Linked DNA regions of Homo sapiens: region 1 is linked to region 2. A link is an interaction called in ENCODE POLR2A ChIA-PET data of the cell type or tissue named here. Cell type or tissue: PC-9. All regions are shown on one strand. Each heading gives the region's core, and the rest is flanking DNA. Links, peaks and the distances in the headings are about the cores only.

Region 1 (5,373 bases), core at 154-5,153, 380 kb before region 2:
AGAGTGAGACTGTCTCAAAAAAACAAAACAAAACAAAAAAACATATCTGTAAACATCAATAGAAAAGTTTAAGGATACTCACTCTTCTACCATATTTTTATTAAAAAACTGACTTACAAAACTTTTTAATGTTCACTTCCTGACTTTGTGTATATAACTACTCAATTTTTTACATAATAGAATTGTGTAGTTATAGGTATAGTTTTGTATTCCATTCTTTTCCCTAATGATTTTTGCATTTTGCTACATGGTTTTCGTCATAATTTTTATTCATGGCCTCATAAGGTCCTTGAGTTGCTAGATCTTAATTTAAGATATTCACTTATGTTAGTCATGAAGGCTGTTTCTTTTGATGTTTTAAATGTTGTCATAACACTTTTTTTTTTTTGAGACAGAGTCTTGCTGTGTCATCCAGGCTGGAATGCAGTGGCACCATCCTGGCTCACTGTAACCTCCGTCTCCCAGGTTCAAGTGATTCTCCTGCCTCAGCCTCCTGAGGTAGCTGGGACTACAGGTGCCCGCCGCCACGCCTGGCTAATTTTTGTATTTTTAGTAGAGACTGGGTTTCGCCATGTTGGCCAGGCTGGTCTCGAACTCCTGACCTCAGGTGATCCACCCGCCTCGGCCTCCCAAAGTGCTGGGATTACAGGCGTGAGCCTCTGTGCTTGGCCCACTTTTTTTTTTTTTTTTTGAGACGGAGTCTTGCTCTGTCACCCAGGCTAGAGTGCAGTGGCGTGATCTTGGCTTACTGCATCCTCCACCTCTCAGGTTCAGGTGATTCTCCTGCCTCAGCCTCCCGAGTAGCAGGGATTGATTACAGGTGCCCACCATGATGCCCAGCTAATTTTTGTATTTTTAGTAGAGACAGGGTTTCACCATGTTGGCCAGTCTGGTCTTGATCTCCTGACCTCATGATCCACCTGCCTCAGCCTCCCACAATGCTGGGATTACAAGTGTGAGCCACTGTGCCCGGACCATAACACTTTTTTTTTTTTTTTTTTTTTTTTTTGAGACAGAATCTTGCTCTGTTGCCCAGGCTGGAGTGCAGTGGCATGATCTTGGCTCACTGCAACCTCTACCTCCTGGGCTCAAGCAATTCTTGTGCCTCAGCCTCCCAGGTAGCTGGGATTACAGGTGCAGGCCACCACCCCTGGATAATTTTTGTATTTTTAGTAGAGATGGGGTTTCACCACATTGGCTAAGCTGGTCTTGAACTCCTGACCTCAAGTGATCTGCCTGCCTGGGACTCCCAAAGTGCTGGGATTACAGGCGTGAGCTCCCAAAGTTCCAGGATTACAGGTGTGAGCAGCTTGGCCTGTTAGCTAATTTTCAGATACATTTTATATTAAGCTTCCTAAAGTTGTTTTTTTTTTTTTGTCTGACTTTTTAGACTTATGGAACATTGTTATAAAAGGTGTTACTTTATTTCTTTCAGTAGTTAACATCTCACTTTCAGTTTTCTTCACTTTGACTAACATTCCTATTAAGTGTTAAAAGTTTAAATGATAATTTTATTTCAAGTGTAAAAGATGAATGTGTTAGAAGTTGTTAGTTGTAATTGGTCCAATGTATTGTAGTCAATTCCCTTAATCCAAAATCGTTTTTCTTCCAGAAAAACTGTAATGCTTTCTTTGGAAATTAGGGCTAGGGTAATAATCTAGTGGACTGAAATTTGACAAATGCACAATTTGCCAGTTACCAAATTTCAGTAAATAGAAATATGATGAAATATCCTTGGGTGTCATGGATCACACTTGTAATCCCAGCACTTTGGGAGACTGAGGTGGGAGGATTGCCTGAAGCCAGTAGTTTGAGACCAGCTTGGGCAAAAAAGCGAGACCCTGTCTCTATAAAAATTTGCTGGGCATGGTGGTGTGTAACTGTGGTCCTAGCTACTGAGGAGGGCAAGGTAGGAGGGTTACTTGAGCCCAGGAATTTGTGGCTGCAGTGAGTTATGATTGCACCACTGCATTCCGGCCTGGGTAACAGAGCCAAACCCTGTCTTAAAACAAAAAACAAAAAATATGATGAAATATATAATTTTTTTTTAACTGATCATTGAGGAGACACTCCATGGCTGTGGAGCCTGAGGGTATATAACTCTAACTGTAGAATGTGGGAAGATCTCTGTATAACACTGGAGTGTCATGTAAGTTCAGTTTGGAAGAAAAAGAGGTATCCACTTGTTTCTGTAATCTTTTGTCTCATTAAAATAGATACAGAATTTGGGTGGGCTGTTAGATTAGCTTACTGAGAAATTAGACAATTGATAAAGGATGTCAGAATTCTCAAGAGATAGATGGGGAGATGTATGAAAGAAAATGAGAAAGGGAATCCTATGATAATAATCTAGGAGTGACTTTATGGTAACTGAGCTTTATTTAGTGCTTTTTTTAGTCTTGAGAACTGTGTGCTTGGCAGTTTGGCTTACACTTTATTTCTTAAAAATGTAAATATTTGGAGTCCTCTTAGCTGCTTCTTTACACATTTCACTCTCAGTTTTGTTGCTTTGCTTCTTAACAGGAATTTGTAATCAGCATGTATTGCATTTCTTTTATAGTTTTATGACCTTTGTGAACTGTTCAGAACTGGAGGTCAGGTTCCTGACACAAACTACATATTTATGGTATGTAAACACCAGTGATATCAAGTGCTTGTTTAAAATGGAAAGGATCTGACTTATTAAATGTAAATTGCATAATAATTCTTTACCATGTGACAGTCCCTATTTCAGTATATTAAAAGATGTGTATTAGTCCGTTTTCACGCCGCTGATAAAGACATACCTGAGACTGGGCAATTTACAAAAGAGGTTTAATGGACTTAACAGTTTCACATGGCTGGAGAGGCCTCACAATCATGCAGAAGGCAAGGAGGACCAAGTCACATCTTATGTGGATGGCGGCAGGCAAAGAGAGAGAGACTGTGCAGGGATCTCTTGTTTTTAAAACCATCAGATCTCATGAGACTTATTGTCATGAGAACAGCACAGGAAAGACTTGCCCCCATGATTCAATTACTTTCCATCGAGTCCCTCCCACAACATGTGGGAATTCAAGATGAGATTTGGGTGGGGACACAGCCAAACCATATCAAGGTGATTGTATACTTTTCTACATTTAACTATGTCCTCTAATTAATTGCCTTAGTAAGCCACTGTAGATAGGGTTGGGTTGTAGCTGTCAGTAATGGTTGGGCATAAAAAATAACCCAGAACCCCTGGTTTAAGGCAAAAATCTTCAATTGACTATTATTTATTCAGACTTTTCGAGCATTCATTTTTATCTCTCGTTAATCTATGGATGGATTAATATACACACATACACATTTGCTATAGATGTTTGCTTTTCTTTTGGAATGTAATGTTACTGTTGAACTTTTTCTGGATCCTTCTCTCATTTTCTTTCCTTCTGAAAGTTTCTGGGTCACTTTCTTATTTTTTTTTTTTGAGACGGAGTCTCTCTCTGTTGCCAGGCTGGAGTGCAGTGGTGCGATTGGCTTACTGCAACCTCTGCCTCTTGGGTTCAAGTGATTCTCTTGCCTCAGCCTCCCGAGTAGCTGGTATTACAGGCGTGCGCCACCACGCCCAGCTAATTTTTGTATTTTTAGTAGAGACAGGATTTCACTATGTTGGCCAGGATGGTCTGGATCTCTTGAACTCGTGATCCGCCCACCTCGGCCCCTGCCTTGGCCTCCCAAAGTGCTGGGATTACAGGGGTGAGCCACCACGCCGGCCACTTTCCTATTCTTTCAGCTGTTTTCCTATTGGTGTAATATTGGCCCAAGTCAGACATTAATGGGAAGTGTAAATAGTATATTATCATATATGGTTGTTAAATGCAAAACTGAGCCTAGAACGCTGTTATAATTATGGTATTTGCTTTTACAAAAAATTTTTTTCTTCAAGTAGGCAACTCTTCCAATACAGTTAAAATGATTCTTAAAATAAAAAATTATTTTACCTGGGCATGGTGGTACATGCCTGTAGTCCCAGCTACTTGGGAGGCTGAGGTGGGATGATTGTTTAAGCTCAGGAGTTCTAGACCAACCTGGGCAACATAGTGAGACCCCATCTCTAAAAAAAAAAAAAAATTGAATTTTTAAAAATTAAATTACTTGGCCGGGCGCAGTGGCTCACGCCTGTAATCCCAGCACTTTGGGAGGCCGAGGCAGGTGGATCACCTGAGGTCAGGAGTTTGAGACCAGCCTGACCAACATGGAGAAACCCCGTCTCTACTAAAAAAAAAAAAAAAATACAAAATTAGCCGGGCTTGGTGGTGCATGCCTGTAATCCCAGCTACTCAGGAAGCTGAGGTGGGAGAATCACTTGAATCCAGGAAGGGGAGGTTGCAGTGAGCCAAGATCACGCCATTGCACTCCAGCCTGGGCAACAAGAGTGAAACTCCATCTAAAAAAAAAAAAAAAAAAAACTTAAAAAATACTGGTTAGCAGATGACCAAATCAACTAATGTAGGTAATAGAGGATTGAAAAAATGGTGGTTTTGCCAGGTGTGGTGGCTCACATCTATAATCCCAGCACTTTGGGAGGCCAACGTGGGTGGATCACAAGGTCAGGAGTTTGAGACCAGCCTGACCAACCTGGTGAAACCCCCGTCTCTACAAAAAATACAAAAATCAGCCGGGTGTGGTGGCGGCTTGTACCTGTAATCCCAGCTACTCAGGAGTCTGAGGCAAGAGAATCGCTTGAACCCGGGAGGCGGAGGTTGCAGTGAACCGAGATTGTGCCACTGCACTCCAGCCTGGGTGACAGAGTGATACTGTCTCAAAAAAAGAAAAAAAAGAAAAAAAAATGGTGGTTTTTTTTTTCAGGGAAAGTTTTTGAGAGAATGGCACAGCAGATTCTTGTAGATTTCCCTGGAATCAAAAATCTTGTTTGTATAAACATTTAATAGAAAAAATTTGTTTACGTGTATTTTATTTTTTTGTTAAAATCAAATTTCCAAATAATTCAGTATGTAACTCTTTATTGTAGTTATAAACTATATGTTTGTACAGTTTGATATAATTTGAAAAGAATATTGTGGCTATTGTATTGTTTGTAACTGTAAACTTTTACTTCACAGGGTGATTTTGTAGACAGAGGTTACTATAGTTTGGAGACCTTCACTTACCTTCTTGCATTAAAGGCTAAATGGCCTGATCGTATTACACTTTTGCGAGGAAATCATGAGAGTAGACAGATAACACAGGTCTATGGATTTTATGGTAAGAATTCCTATTTCTCTGATTCTGAATATTATTTTACTTTCCTCTTTGGAAAACAAAGCTACACAAGTCATACACATGCTTTATGTATATTATTTTCCCCACATCCTCACTCCTTCACTCCTCCCAAACAATTGAAAATCTTAT
Region 2 (5,373 bases), core at 296-5,295:
GTACTCAGGTATTTGCAAGGAAATTCCACAGTGAGATGAAGGTGTATTTGAGATTTTTCTGCAGAGAGATGGATGAGTCTAGCTAGAGTGGAGGAGAGGGCATTCAAGCTGTGAAATGTTCCAGCAACTGAATAGACTCAACTTGTGTCTTTTTTTTTTTTTTTGGCCGGATTCTTGCTCTGTTGCCCGGGCTGGAGTGCAATGGCGCGATCTTGGCTCACTGCAACCTCTGCCTCCCAGGTTCAAGTGATTCTCTTGCTTCAGCCTCCTGAGTATCCAGGATTACAGGTGTGTGCCACCATGCTCGGCTAATTTTTGTATTTTTAGTAGAGATGGCATTTCACTATGTTGGCCAGGCTGGTCTCGAACTCCTGACCTCAGGTGATCTGCCCACCTTGGGCTCCCAAAGTGCTGGGATTACAGGTGTGAGCCACCACGCCCGCCCAACTTGTGTCATCTTGAAGTTGGGTCTGCCCTTTTTCCTCATGGCCAGCCCCGCCTCACCATGAGGCAAAGACCTCCCCAAGAGCACAGTAGCCAGTTGGGCACCTCCCCCTGGCTGCCCAGAGGTACCCCAAACTCAATCCATTCCAAGACTGGACCCAGCCTCTTCTCCCAGACCCATGTCCACCTACCCTCCTGCCCAGCCTGGATCTCTGAGCCTCCTTCTTACCCTGGATAATCTGTCAGTCATCGTGTTCTTCTGACCCTTCATCCTAAATATCTCTGACCTCTGTCCCCTGCTCTCCACTCCACAGCCATAGCCCTAGTTCGGGCCATATTAACTGCTACCTGGACAACACAGCAGCTTCCTGTGTTTGATGAATCTCCCAAAAGCTCCTCCTTGGTAATCTATTTTACTCTTGCTCCACAAACCTCCATGGATCCCTACTCCCTCCATGAGTTCCCAACTGGGGGCCATGCCTCAGAATTGCCTGGGGGTGCACCTGGGAGCTGCAGATGCCTGGGTCCTGCTCTAACCCGATGGTTCAGACGCTTTCCGGCTCCCCAGCCTATCTGGATGCTTCCTAGAGGCTCCAAGGCTCCAACTACTCAGGCTCCCTCTGTTTAGGAGTTTTGAACAACCTCAATCAGACTCTTTTGAGCCTCAGTGTTCAAGACCATAAAATGGGGAAGGGCCGCTGAAGCCTCAGAGTGTTGGCACAAGGGATGTGTAAGATTCTGCATGTAAGTGCTGGGGACATGGCTTGGCACACACGATGCTCCTCAAGGCTCTGCCCCAGATGCCCCAGCCAAAGGGAGTGTTGGGATAAGACCCTCCTTGCAGAGACACCCAGTAGGGCTTGGCCTGGCCTCACAGTCTTGATGTGTCGAAGGAGGACTCCATCACTATGTGGCCCTCGCCTGCCGGAGAGCCTGTTTCCAATTACACCCACAGGCGGAAACTCCCGGAGCGGAGGCGAAGCAACACCTAAACCCCCGGGACTAGCCTGGCCTGGAACATCTGATCCAGCCCCGGACACCACCGCCTGCCTGCTCTAGCCCCTCCTGCTCCCCTGGCTGGGCTCCCACAGTCCTTTGGGCTTCCCTCTGTCCTTGGGCCCCTGATCAGCAGGCTGACCAAAGACCCCCTCCCCACCCCTTGATGCTGGAGGGAGTGAGGCACCGGCAGCCCTTTCACAGATGGGGAAACTGAGGTAGAGATGGAAAATTCTCAGTCACATTCCAAGAACCCACAGCAAGAAGCAGCTCCCCAGAGGTCTGCGGTGCTATGCCTGGGTGTCATGTGGTTACCTGTCCATTCCAACCTCTGTGCTGGGCAGCCCTTCAGAAATACCAGGGAAGCTGTGGGGTCCCCCTCCTCCTCCCAGCCCCGACAAAGCACTTCCTTAGATGGAAACTCAAAATCCAGTTTAGGAGAGACCTAGTTATAAACATGAAATGAAAACACGTTGAGCAAGGAGCTGGCCAAGGAGACCAACAGAGTCCTGGGGTGAGCTGCCCTGGACCCCTGAATGTGCTGGGCCAGAGGGCAGACTAGAGCTCCCAGGAACAGGAAGCCCAAGGAGGGGCCAACTTAACCCTTTAGGGCCCTACATTGACTTCAAGTCCCAGGCTGGCCCTCCGAAGGGCTCATCCTCCACCCCAGGGAAAACGGAATGGGCTTGGAGAGGAAGGCGGGGTTGTGATGGGGGAAGGAGCGAGTGATAATGAAAACAGCTCTCTCTGCAGAGCCAGCAGGAGTCTGGCTCAGCTAAGGAATGCAGAGTAAATTCACCCATCACTTGATTTTTATTTTTCCCAGCTGGCTGAAGTGGTTTGGGGGTGGGAGGTGTCTGGGGGAGGGCTGTGCTGAGTCCCCCAGCTGTTCATCCTGCAAGCTCTAGGTTGTGCCTCTCCACCCCACCAGCCCCAGCTTGTCCTGGGACAGCTAAACACCCCCCCCCCACCACACACACACACAACCTAGCAAGTGTTTGGCTGACTCACTACACAAACAGGGTGTTGGGTTTTCTTTGTCTCTGCTTTGTTTAGAATGTGAGCTCTCCCCCACAAGCTCTACAGCTCTCTGCACAGACGATGCCCAACACCAAATATCCCTCCCAGCCAGAGATCCCAGTGGTGACAAGGCACTGATCAGGTTACCTAGGATTTTCTACTCACTTGTCATCATACCTGAGCCAGATCAGGGAATCCCAGAGGGCCCCATATGGAAGGAAGGTTGGGGAGATGTTTCTTAGATGAAGAAACTGAAGCCCAGAGACAGGCAGTGATTTGCCCAAGGTCACACAGCAGAAGAATAGCAGAGGAAGGCCAGAACCTAGGGTTTTAAATGTACAAGCCAGCTGCCTCTGTAAACACCCTAGTTTCCCCACCTGTAAATTAGAAAAAATACTCATTCCCTCCTTGTCTCTGGAGTACATGAGCAGCGTTGTACGTGGGTGCTTTCATGCCCTGAGCTGAATCAGGCTGAGAGTTGGCCAGTGCCCACTGCTCATATACTCACCGTGTGGCTAGTGGCTTCTGTCTTTTATCTGTCCGTGGGCAGGCAGGACACTCACATTCTACCAGGAAAGAGGCTGGAGAGGTATTGGAAGTCACTTTTTTGCCCTCACGCTCTGTGACCAGGGCTCTGGTCCTGCTCCTCACTCTCCCCAAGGTCTGTCCGTTTTTTTTTTTGTTTGTTTTGTTTTGTTTTAAGACACAATCTTGCTCTGTTCCCCAGGTTGGAGTGCACTGGCGCAATCTCCACTGACTGCAACCTCCGCCTGCTGGGTTCAAGCGATTCTCCTGCTTCAGCCTCCCGAGTAGCTGGGATTACAGGTGTGCACCACCACACCTGGCTAATTTAATTTAATTTTTTTTTTTTTTATAGAGACGGGGTCTCACTCTGTTGCCTAGACTGGTCTTGTGCCACTGCGCCCAGCTAATTTTTGTATTTTTAGTAGAGATGGGGTTTCACCATATTGGCCAGGCTGGTCCTGAACTCCTGGCCTCAAGCGATCCACCTGCCTTGGCCTCCCAAAGTGCTAGGATTACAGGTGTGAGCCACTGAACCTGGCCATCAGGGAGTCATTTCCAGAACACCCCAAGTGCTCTGGTGCTAAGTATTTTTTTTTTTTCTTTTTTTTTTTGACACGGAGTCTCGCTCTGTCGCCCAGGCTGGAGTGCAGTGGCGCGATCTCGGCTCACTGCAAGCTCCGCCTCCCGGGTTCACGCCATTCTCCTACCTCAGCTTCCGGAGTAGCTGGGACTACAGGCGCCCACCACCATGCCTGGCTACTTTTTTTTGTATTTTTAGTAGAGACGGGGTTTCACCGTGTTAGCCAGGATGGTCTCGATCTCCTGACCTTGTGATCCGCCCGTCTCGGCCTCCCAAAGTGCTGGGATTACAGGCGTGAGCCACCGCGCCCGGCCTAGTGCTAAGTACTTTACAGGCATGACCACACCGCATCTAGAGACCATCAACTGCAGGAAGTGGGTCCCATGATTCTCCCTGTATCTACAGGTGAATAGACGGAGGCTCAGATGGGCGATGGCGGATGAGAAGCGGATGTGCGACTGAACCCAGGTCGGCTTGACACCAGAGCAGATCCTCTTAGCCACAGCAGAGAACAGCTCAGACCACTTCTGGAGCTACCTAGTCCTCCAGGGGGTGCACCCGGTCCCTGGCAAGAACATCAGAGGCCAGGCGAGTGGCCAGCGCGGCTGCGTTCATCGGGTAGAGAAGACCCCCAGTCCCCAGCGGGCCGTGAAAGCCGTGGCCCAGGGCTTGCTGCAAGCCTGGGAGTCGTTGGGTAACAGTTGCCAGGAGCTTCCCCTACGAACCCCGAGTCTGGCCAGCACTCCGGGGAAATCCCCCGACCCCTCCGGGAATCGGACCCGGTCCCAGCGCCCCTTCCTCAGGCCCCGGGTCCCTAGCATCCCTACATCTCCAGCGCTTGTTCCTCCACGCGCCCCTCTCTCGGGGCCCCTGCCCCTGCGGCTTCAGTGCTGAGAAGTCCCAGGTTCGGTCTCTCAGCTCCCGGCTCCTCCGCCCTGGCCCCGGGCTCCCTCCCGGGCCGCACCCCAGCCACAGCGCCCCCTCGCGCCCCGCTACCCGCCGAGCCGCGCGGGTCCGAGGGGCGTGCGTACCTTACTGTCGGCGCGCGTGGGGCGGCCGCTCAGCAGCAGCACTAGCGGCAGAAGGAGCAGCGGCCGGGGCGGGAGGGCGGCAGCGGCCATGGCGCCACGGGCACGGTAGGCACAGGCGGCCGGGCACGGACGCTGGGAAGCGCGGGCTGCACTGCGAGCTCCGCGCCTTCGCCCGCTCTGCCTGCCCCGCGCCCCGCGCCTGCACCCTGCTGCCAGCCCCGCGGGTCTTCCAGCGCCGCCAGGGGCGGAGCTAGGGCGGAGGGGGCACCCCGCCCCGCCCCGCCCGCCGTTCGCGGGGCCTCCCCGTCGTCGGGCGGCTCTCCCAAGGGCATCCCTGCCCGCGCGCCAGGGTGGGTCTCGATCGCAGCCGGCAGGAGCAACGGGGCCAGGGCGAGGCGCGTGGGCTCCTCTCACGGACTCAGGTCCTGTCCTGTGAGTCGTGGGACCTTGGGCGTGTCCCTTCACCTGTGTGCCTCAGTTTCCTCATCTGTAAGATGGGGGACTCGTGCTTTCCTTTTGGAGTGTTTGTAAAGTTCGCATGAGAGACGGATGTTCCCAGGGCACGTGAGCCCTTGCGCTCTCCGATTTCACCCACTTCTGGACAGGGACCTGACTGCTGTAAGCCTTCCCAAGGCTCAGCAACCCCAACCTGTCTTCCGTCTTTCATTTCTCCTTCCCTCTGGAATCCCTCCTGTCGGCTCCCAAACTCCAGTAGCTTCCGGCTTTTAAATTTTTATTTTTCTCACTCTGTTGCCCAGGCCGTAGTGCAGTGGTGCG

The links. Peaks named below come from ENCODE experiments on the same cell type or tissue, not always from the same donor. Only the 100,000 strongest peaks of a DNase experiment are listed, where the experiment ranks them.
Region 1: POLR2A ChIA-PET joins it to region 2 with 27 read pairs; 4 of 35 experiments call an interaction of 5 or more read pairs at or near these places.

The regions. Positions count from the first base shown.
Region 1 is chr9:125,158,094-125,163,466 of GRCh38, reverse strand. PPP6C (protein phosphatase 6 catalytic subunit) reads left to right here. Exons shown (of 7, transcript NM_002721.5): 3 at 2,561-2,626; 4 at 5,085-5,226. Among named protein-coding and RNA genes, the nearest start is that of SCAI, 17 kb to the right of the region's middle. In PC-9, for the core only: no CTCF peak of the experiment used is centred there; DNase peaks (open chromatin) are centred at 356 and 2,036; H3K27ac peaks cover 1,675 bases.
Region 2 is chr9:124,776,584-124,781,956 of GRCh38, reverse strand. OLFML2A (olfactomedin like 2A) reads right to left here and starts at 4,824. Exons shown (of 8, transcript NM_182487.4): 1 at 4,597-4,824. The coding sequence starts at 4,686. RefSeq lists silencers at 4,451-4,750, 4,821-4,920. In PC-9, for the core only: CTCF peaks have their summits at 4,391 and 4,595 (motif pointing left); a DNase peak (open chromatin) is centred at 2,576; H3K4me3 peaks cover 863 bases; H3K27me3 peaks cover 369 bases.